Linked DNA regions of Homo sapiens: region 1 is linked to region 2. The links are chromatin contacts, found by Hi-C in ENCODE. All regions are on one chromosome and are shown on one strand. The core of a region is the stretch at or near the end of the contact, and the rest is flanking DNA. Distances in the headings are between cores, read along the strand shown.

Region 1 (4,917 bases), core at 2,257-4,756, 1.9 Mb before region 2:
AGCAATAGAAATTTGTCACAATCTGGAGGCTGGAAGCTTGCGATGCCAGTGTGGTCAGTTCTGGTGACGACCCTCTTCCAGGTTGCAGACTGCTGACTTCTTGTATCCTCATGTGGCAGTGAGGAAGCTAGAGAGCTCTCTGAGGTCGCTTTTATAGGGACATTAATCCCATTCATGAGGGCCCTACCCTCATGACCTAATTTTTTCCCCAAACTCCTACCCTACTAAAATCATCACATTAGGGGTTAGGGTTTCAACGTATGAATTTGGGGACGGGCACATTCAGTTCACTGCATTAAGACATGAGTGTTCCAATGGCCATGGCTAACACCTGGCTGCTGGGCCTGATCTAAAATACTACCGTGTAGCCACCCCAGACTGGAATGCAAAGGCTTTAGCCTAAAATAGGTCTTACGCTTTTAACAGGAAGTCTTTTCTATCTATTTACACAGATACTTAGAAAAATACATTCTTCCTCATTAAGTCACATGGCATTTGTTAGAGGCATGCCTATTTTAGCATCTGACGGTATGCAAGGGTTCCTGAATATACACAGGATGGGCCATGGAGAACTATACACCTAAAACCAACTTTTAACACTTTCCCAGCAGTAGAGTCTCAGACTGAGACTTAAAGAACCAAGGTCTAATATGAATCTTATCACACATGAGAGACCTCATACCAATCATACCATGTTTTCATGCCTGAGTTACCTCCTTCCCTGGCCTTCCCTACCAACCCCCACAAATATGCTCCCTAGGCTACCCTCCATCTAGCTTCCAGGTGTGTTAGAGGCACAGTTACACAACATGTGAATGACCCTACCACAGCAGAAACTAGTAGTATCCTAAAGTACTCTGTAGAGCTGAACACTATAATTTTAAAAATAAGTTAAAATTTATTAAATGAAATACAGTGCCTACCTGAACTATTAAAGTAGTATTGCCGTCCTGGGTAACCAACACTGGAGGAAAAACCGCCTAAACGTAAAAGAAATAAACATTTTAATGGCAGCCATAAAGCTTTAAATGCTAATTGTTCCAGTAATTAGAAAGTTCTCTGGACAAAGCCCAAGGTCATTTCAAATGATTTCTAAACACTTATTAAAATAAACTCCCTTTTGTTTGGGGGCCAGCCCTAACTGGAAAAGAGTGTGTGTGTGTCCCTACAGGGAAAAGAATGTGTGTGTGTGTGTGTGTGTGTGTGTGTGTGTGTGTGTAGTGGAAAATGAAACCCTAATTTACACTCACTGAAGTTCCTTAGTCTTTGCCTGCCAAAGTACCAAGCCTCGGCTTTGATGTCTCTGTACAAGCAGAGACACTCTGGCTAAATGGAGAACCTTCCTCAAAGAAGGTGTTAGGAGAGCCATCCTCCCTACCCTTCCTAGGGGACTTCACTCTTTCTTGTCCCTACAGAAGGCAGTAGGACTGTCTACTCAGTCAATTTGGCACGGCTGAATGAAATGAGAGAGGGAGGGCCAAGGGCCACACCCTCAGGGTGACCCTCCTCTTCCAGGAGGCATCAGACAGCAGCTTCCACATGCTGGGTCGTTTTCCATGGGGTTCCTGTGTCCTTCAATTCTCAGCTCACAGAAAAAAGGCCGAGTTCGCAGGCTATTTGCAAATTGCACTGAGTGTTCTAATTTTCCTATTTAATTTGCTATTGTATTTATTACTTTGAAAATGGAGTGGTGTAGAAATAAGTCACCACTTATTTTTTAAGGCTTTTAAAACTAAGAGTTTAAATATTATAATTAGGGGAAAATCCTCTTTAAAAATTAAACAAAGCACTTGCTTAAATTTCATAACATGTCTGCAAAAAGCTTTACTAACCGCTTCATCATGAGACACAGAAAAAAGAAACAAGACATTAAACTCCCGAGAATCATCTCTTTTATCAGTACTAATGAGTATTAAATTGTATTGAAAATACAATAAAACTGGACATTTTCAATAAATGAAGCTCCCACTGCCTCCTCTAAGTACGTACAGTGGAAACACATTAATAAGCAAACGTGGGAAAATGAGGATCTGCTTAAATGCAACACAGCCTGTAAAAATCAACCAAAAGTGAACACGACCTGCTAATAAAGGTGCCAGTGCAGTGCCTGGAAAGCTTTCTACTATCATGAATATTATATGGTTCTCAAGAATACCAGTCATCAGCACAAACTGTGAAACAAATTATTTATGGTTCAAGAAAAGGTAAAATAGTCTCAGAAGACTTCCCATGAATAAAAGATGAAATAGTGGAACTCAGTCTATAAAACAAGTGTTTGCAAACCAGTTTTCTTACAAGTCAAAATGAGAATCGCATTGAAAATTAAGAGGTCTAAAAAATACAAGTATTTCTAAATGAAATATTTTCATTGAGTATCAATTTGAAGGGAAAAACAAAATTAAAAAAAGCAGGAGCTAAGCTTCAAGCAATAACAGACTTGGTTTCGCCATGCATGAATATATGGCTCATCCACCAAGGACCCGGTCATCAGTCTGAATTCTTTAAAATACTGGCCATGCACTTCAGTCCAGGCTTTGTTTTCTTTTTCACCTTTGCCTTGCACGTATATTAATTCATGGACTATTATAGAAGAATGCATTATTTTAAAGGCACTTTAGTTCTCTGCATTCTTTAGGAAATCGTGGTTTTCTGCGGGTAGCATTAAGGTTGAGGGTATAAATATATACTGATATTTGTCCCCTAAGAAAGTATCAGATTCGAAATTTAAGTTTGCAGCCTCTTTTGTGGAGCAATGTAAGGAACTGCACTGGTTGTTTTACCTTTCGGTTTAAAAAGAAAAACAGGCATATTAGGGAATTCTTGAGCTGAACCACAGGGAAACTTGGGGTTGCTTCTGTTCACATTAAAATTAACATGAACTTCCAAGCTGTTGTCATGCCAAAGGTGTTTTATTCTGTACCTGCACATGCTTCCATGATTTTCTTCAGAGGCCCTTGAGTGTACATTAGTCCAACAAGAATCCCAGCCAGATGCCCAGCGAAGGAAGTCCTAGGAGGGAAGGAGACCCTTTGTGAGTGTTTGTTCTGCTGCTGATTAGAGACATTCTGTCTTCTCATTAGCCCAGTGCATGTCAAATAGTCACAGTCTGCAGGCTTTGTTCCACATCAAGTCTTTTATGCTAAGCAGCATTTAACTCAGTCCAAAGAACAACATCTCCTACCTTAAAAAAAAGTACAATGAATAACAACCACCACATGTTTAAAACGCAACACCCCTCCTTAACCAGGGGAAGTGGGTTGTCTCCTCCAGAGCAGTGGAAGCATTTGGTCAAGACAAGTCATTACATCGCTTTCCGTTTTTTTTCTGTACCTCTTATCACAAAACATAAATAAAATCAGTTTTCTCTGTTTGGCATTAAATCTGGAATTATCCAGCCATTGTGAGGGATGATGTCTATCTGTGTTATGGCAGGGCAGACTGCTGCAGTTTTCTACACCATGGATGAGTGAAGCAGAGAGCAAGTGAAACTCAGCAAAAGGAACTGAGATGCCCACCTGCATCCACCAAAGTTGTCTTCATGTGTATGTTTCAGTCACTCAGAACAAAGAAACATACATTTAAATTTCAAACTTGAAAGATGAGTTAGGGCATGAAAGTGTTTGCGTTAGGGCATGACAGTGGTTTAACTCTTCTTAAACTGGCATCTAAAACCAGCAATTACTTGTAAGATTTATTTTCAGAGGTCTACTTTGACCCAAGTGGCAACACTCTTTGTGGAGTTCCCTGGCTGAATGACCTCCCAACCAGCCTGAGTTTAAGAAATTACTGGCGATTCTCAAAAACCTCTGCTGTTACCACAAAGGGGGGGGTCCTACACAACGAGTTGTTCTTTAAGCACTTGACCTCAATTTCCAGCTGCCCGCCACCCTCTAGACACCCCCGCGCACACATGCACACATCCACTAGCACCTTAAACTAGACTTTTCTGGGGTGCCACTCCCACTTCCCGTTTGTAATGCCTCTCATACCCCTCCCAGCCTTCCCATTCCTACTGCCACAACCATGCTTACTGCCATCTGGACTATTTGGAAATGCCCAGTGTTGGGCACAGAGTGAACCCCAGATGAATGTGTGTTGAATGAATAAAATAAATGAAAGAAAATCATCCAGCTGGTCTCCCTGCAAGCCAGCTCTTGCTCTCCAGTGCATCCCACACACGGCCATCAGTTATCCTCCTGAGGCAGAAGGCAAGTGGTGTCATTGCCATCCTCTGAAATCCACTGGTTCTCACAGAATACTCCGGTGTGTGTTTAAGCCCTTCCAACACTTGGCCTTGCCCATCTCTGCAAAGTCAGAGGGTGGAGACCTCATCGTCTACTACCTCCATTCCCACATGCCCCACTGTCACATCCCCCAAGCACTCTCTGACCATAGGCTAAGCCAAACAGCACCTCTGTCAAAAAATGCCACCCCAGTTGAAGAGCCGTTCTTTCCTTCTCCTGCCTCCCCTCAGAGCTGAGGCTCCTACCTTATTCTGGCACGAAGCCAGTCTGCTGGTGGCACAGTACTTACACGTCTGCCTGCCTGTCCGTCTCTCTCTGTCACACACAAACTCCCTGAGGGCAGCAATGGTGTCTCATTCATACATTATACAAAATTAGAAGCTTAAAAAAAAAAAAAAGCCAAGCAAATGAACGCATTCCCACAGCCTGGAATAGTGACCTCTCATTCCAGAAGGTGGGAAACTGAAAGTTATGAAAGAGCCTGATGGAGACTCCAAGAACATAGCCTTTATGTGGCTTTTACATATGTATTCCAAACACCCAGGACAGGGCCAGGCACATGAGAGGCACTCAAGGATATGTTGAGTAAATGGCTCAAGTGTGCCAGGACCGTTTCACCAAGACCAACAGGAGGTAAGTTAAAACCACTAGATGTTCAGCTCAGGGTGCTTGC
Region 2 (5,121 bases), core at 718-3,217:
ATTATTTCCAGTGCTTTATTTACAAATCATGTCAAGGGCAATGTCATCTAGTGAGAAGGCACAGCTGTTTCCTTCTGAAGTAGAATCCAGCTGAGAGCAGGGAATGAGAGACAGTAGCATCTTTTTGGGTGCATCATCTGGACTAAATGTGGAGAAAGAGGAGCTCTGATTGAAAAATCATTTTTCTTGCCTAAGTGGTACTTGAGGTAAAAAAAAAAAAAAAAAGAAAATAATAAAGGCTTATTTTTTGGGGTCCGGTTGTAGGTTTACCTGGAAATGGCTGATACAAGTTGTTTTATTTAAAAACACACAAACATAGAAGTTTAGAGTTTTTTTAAAAAAAGCTTCAGAACAAGAAGTCCAGAAAGATTACTGTTTTTGCCTGAGGTCACTCAACCTATCAGCGATAGATGTTGAATACAGGCTTCCTGATGCCATCCAATGCTCTCCTCACTGTGAATGCAGTGAGATGCACTCTGCCTAAAAGAAAAAAAGAAATGGCTTATCATGGCAGTCTCCACTCTGTAGTTATGGGCAGTGAGAAAGAAGAAGTCAACACAAATTCAGAACTGGTTCCTGAAAATATGTTCCCTAATGCCAACCAAAGCAAGAAGGATGCCAATTTTAAATGCTGCCAAAGATCTTTTGATGCAGTCTAGGTAGCGGATCTCCTTCCCAATCTATGATACCCTTGCAAAAGAGAACAAAGTCAGATTAAATGTCTCTTTGTCAGTGTACTTTAATACCTTTCCGTGGCCTTGGAAATTTATTCAAAGGAAAAAGAGGAAGACGGGGAGAAAACAAAGTGCAATACTCTTTTCTGCTGTTCACAACATCAAATTGGTAATTATAATGTTGGTATTTGCCACATGCCAGTAGGAGATCCCGCACCGTTGAAACATAAAGAGGATACTGTTTATTGCTCTGGGAATTTACAGTCCCGCTTAGGCAGAAAAGTAACCATGAAAAGTTCTTTTTTTTTTTTAAACATATGATATTGGTTAAAACTTGGCTTTCTTAACTTCCTTGGAATTTGAGTCTTCTTTGTGGGATAAAGGGAGATGACAGAAATAGGATAATTGGAACCTTTTGTAGTTGTGCACAGAGGGGATTTAAAAATGAAATAGCCAGTGTTGCAAGACACAATGAGCACAAAGAGGTCAGTTGTGGAAGGAGTGAGTGTGCAGGGGAAGAGAGGCTGTTTAACCTAATTATCCTTATCCAAACCAAGGGGTCTTCTGGCTACTCCCTTCCTTTCTGAAGCATCCTATTCCTTTCACTGCCACTTTCGAGGTGCCCTTTTTGTGCCCGGAGCTGGTGCCCTTTTTGTGCCCGGAGCTCCTCCTCCTAATGCTCAATGCATGAGCAGCTAGGATCATCCTGCACTCATAAACCATACACTGTAGCAGCGCAGCTCAAGATGACCTCAACACAATTACTTTATAATCCAACTTACAACTGACATCCACTGAGCATTTTATTATATTCCACACATGGCGCTAAGCACTTCACCAATATTCTATTAATAAGCCTCACAACATCTAATAAAGTAGATACTGTGGTTATCTTTATTTTGCAGATAAGGAGACTCATTTCCAGAGAGGTTAGGGAAGTCACCCAGAGGTACCTGGCAAGTAAGTGTGAAGGCCAGCACAGTGGTCTTACCCACAGTGGCCAACACCACAGTCCCAATGACATGCTTTCATGCTTGAAACGTGTATCCTCATCCCCAATTCCTTGGGCCTTTGCCTAGGTGACCAGTTTGCCTCTTCTGAGATAATATTCTAAGTTATTGAAGATTATAATGGGTTTGTAGCTTTTCCAGGCAAGTGAAGCTGCATTTTAATAGAGACGTCCCAGAACAGAAACAGAAACCTAGGCTTATGCACTAATTTGAATAGTGGTGTTTTGAGACATGTAGAGAAGTGAAAGAGGGCACTGATTTGAAGGACAGTAGGTCTGAGGTTCTTCCAAGCAAGTCAGCTCGGCTTTCAAGAGGTACTAACTCTGGTCCAAAGAGAAATCTCCACCATCTGCCAGGAGATCCCTGGCTCTGGAAGCCATCATCAAGGAAATACTGGATTTGGTGGCTCACACCTGTAATCTCAGCTACCAGGAAGCTGAGGTGAGAGGATCTCTTGAAACCAGGAGTTCTAGACTAGATTGGGCAACATAGCAAGACCCCACCTCAAAAAAAATTAAAATGAAAAAAGGTGTGATGATACACATTTGTAATCCCAGCTACTCAGCAGGCTGAGGCAAGAGAGTCATTTGAGCCCAAGAGTTCAAGGTTGCAGTGAGCTATGATCACACCGCTGCACTTTAGCCTGGGTGGCAGAGTGAGACCCCATCTCCGAAAAACAAAGCCGGGGGGGGGCGGAAAGTAAAAACTAAATACTAGATTTAGACCTAGGGTTGGGGAGAGATTTTTCCCTGCCCTCCCCCAAGAAGTTTTGGCAACTTCTGAGGACCTCAGTGGCTGTCACAGATGGGCACAGCAGAGGGCGGGGAGTTTGCTACTGGTATCCATGGGTAGAGGCCAGCCAGGGATGCTACAAAACATCCTGCAATACAAGGGACACCCCCACACACAAACAACAAATGATCAGATCCAAGATGTCAATAGTGCTGAGTTTAAGAAACCCTGATTTAGACAATACCTGAGGGACATGACAAGCATGACCAGGTTTACAAATTCCAAGCACAGCCGTGGCCAGTGAAGAGGCTGGCTTTATTCCAGGGTTTTCTCCTCCATTTCCTAAACATGCGGTGTGATCCAGCTGGTTAGTTAATTCCACCTGACTGAGTATACATTAGGAAAAGAGAATATTTGATTTTATAAATGAGATCTCCGTGCAGTATAAAAATAGTTTGTGTTGGGAGGTAGTGCCACAGAGGGCACTATTATATGATTTTCTGCCTAAGAAAACTATTAGGTGAACCAGCTTCTGAGGCATTGTTTCTCAAAGTGTGGTCTGTGTAGTGTCTTTAACAGGCATCACTTCGATGCTCTTTTTTTTTTTTTTTTTTTTTTTTTCTGAGGTAGCGTCTCGCCCTGTTGCCCAGGCTGGAGCGCAGTGGTGCAATCTCGGCTCACTGCAACCTCCACCTCCGAGGTTCAAGTGATTCTCCTGCCTCAGGCTCCTGAGTACCTGGGATTACAGGTGCATGCCACCATGCCCAGCTCATTTTTGTATTTTTAGTAGAGACAGAGTTTCACCATGTTGGCCAATCTGGTCTCGAACTCCTGACTTCAAATGATCCACCCACCTTTGGCCTCCCAAAGTTCTGGGATTACAGGCATGAGCCACCGTGCCCGCCAATGGATGGTCTTTATAAAGCCAGATTACTAAACCCCCCAAATGAGAGCTACTGAGCTCCTGGTTAGGGTCAAGGAATCCACATTTTAAACAACTTATCCATGTGATTCTTACAAACACTGGAGAGTCTCTTCTCTTGGGGTTATAGTAGTAACTTTCAAAGTCCTACTATTGTCCAGGTCCCAAATCAAGTCTCAGTGCTTGTATGAAGAAATCCTGCTTCACCTTGGCCAACACAATGTTCTCCTTTGTTTTCAGATGCTGCAACCCATATTCTTCATTTGTCACTTCGTTTCTGCCTTTTGTGTTTTATGTGTACCATCATCTCCCCACATGGACTGTGTATAGTCTGTTCTAATTCTCTCTTATCATTGATTCCTGGCACTGGACAGACACGAACAATGTTTGACAGAGAGTCATTCTCATAAACTAGATTAAATACATATGGGTGCCCTTATGAGAGGTATCCAATTCTTGTTTCTCTGCTATTTCAGTTCTTCTTGTTTACCTAGTGAGGTGCAGAACACATACCCAGAGGTTAATTTGCCCTTTAATTGGGGACCTTAACTACTGGACTTCAAAATGTCAAGAATTTACTGCAGTGTGCACAACTAAATAAAGGAAATTCAACAATTAGTTATCTGCAAAACACAAAGTTCTTGATTGCAAACCCAAGACCCTACCATTATTCTCCAATTTCCACAATGCAAGGCATTAAACACTTAAATCAAAGTATTGTATTAGCTTTATCTCCTGGTGGAGGCCTTAAAAGACACAAATGCATTACGGTGCCATTAAATAAGTGGTTTGTGGAGTCGACTGGGTTACAGGGATTGTACCTAGGCTAACAATCTGATCCACTAGCAATAAATTGTTGGTCTAGATATCTGGTTGCCTTCACACTCAGCAATTGGCATTTACATGACAATTAGTTTCCTTCTCAAAATTGCTTAGGTAATAATGCTTTATTGCCTTCCATTTATAAAGACAAATCCTTCTGCAGTAAAAAGACAGCCACAAGAATAAAGCATATGTAATGGTGGTATTCCATAAATTGACCAATTTTTCCATTAGAGCTTTACAGATTTGAAAGACCTTAGTCTCCCCACAAAACTTACATACAATGTGCTTTTCAGGGTAATTATTAAACAGTGAGTGACATTCATATTGAAAGCAAGGTAATGAGTAGTTTGAATGGCTACAGGAGGGCAATTTTAGGTGCTTGTTTTATTTTAAAGGAAATAACATTGGTCTGTAGTTAATTTTGCCAGTAGTGGGAAGCTGGAGTAGGCTCCAAGCCAGCAAGCAGACAGGATACCTCTGTCTCTAGGGAAAATGCAATTGGAAAACAGTCCCTATAAGATAAAAAGATAACTGCATTGATTCAGATCTCCTCAGCCTCATCTTCTTGGAGGCTGTATTTGTGTGTCTTCACCTGATCATTTGTGGAAGAAATCTGCTTCAGCTCGGAATGCTTTTCATTTTCTTTAAAAGGTAGAGGAAAAATAGTATAATGAAAAATATATTGCTTTGGAGTTGATTACTTTTTAATAGGAAAAGAACACTGTATTCTAGGTGAGAATTAGCTGCATGCCTTTGTAAAGAGCAGTATCAATCCAGGCATATATATTTGTATGAAACATGTTTAGAAATGCTATGAGCTAGCTGTGGTATTTTTGTTGTTGTCATTGTCATTATTGTTATGCCCTGGCTTCTGAGGATGGAGGCAAGGGCATGTGAGTTAGAGTTTTGTCTCCATAAGAATAAATGTTTGTCCCTTAGAGATTTCCCATTTTCAACA

Evidence for each region. A loop is a pair of places that touch in the nucleus more often than their neighbours do. Pooled maps may share reads with other maps.
Region 1: a pooled map shows a loop between it and region 2 (2.8-fold over the local background). The contact joins two enhancer-like sites. A Hi-C loop is called at or near these places in 1 of 168 maps with a recorded cell type or tissue (OCI-LY7), 2 of 37 single-sample maps with no recorded cell type and 5 of 50 pooled maps.

What each region holds. Positions count from the first base shown.
Region 1 is chr2:226,904,885-226,909,801 of GRCh38, reverse strand. RHBDD1 (rhomboid domain containing 1) reads right to left here. Exons shown (of 9, transcript NM_001167608.3): 6 at 2,921-3,009; 7 at 924-980. Among named protein-coding and RNA genes, the nearest start is that of RHBDD1, 71 kb to the right of the region's middle. RefSeq lists a silencer at 4,806-4,917. Within about 2 kb of position 3,506, at least 3 of the 41 ENCODE cell types and tissues checked have a DNase peak (open chromatin) inside an H3K27ac peak, as active enhancers do; they include OCI-LY7, where a contact is called at or near this core.
Region 2 is chr2:224,954,542-224,959,662 of GRCh38, reverse strand. The region is part of intron 1 of DOCK10 (dedicator of cytokinesis 10); the gene reads left to right. Among named protein-coding and RNA genes, the nearest start is that of MIR4439, 53 kb to the left of the region's middle. RefSeq lists an enhancer at 1,526-1,915. Within about 2 kb of position 1,967, at least 6 of the 41 ENCODE cell types and tissues checked have a DNase peak (open chromatin) inside an H3K27ac peak, as active enhancers do; they include OCI-LY7, where a contact is called at or near this core.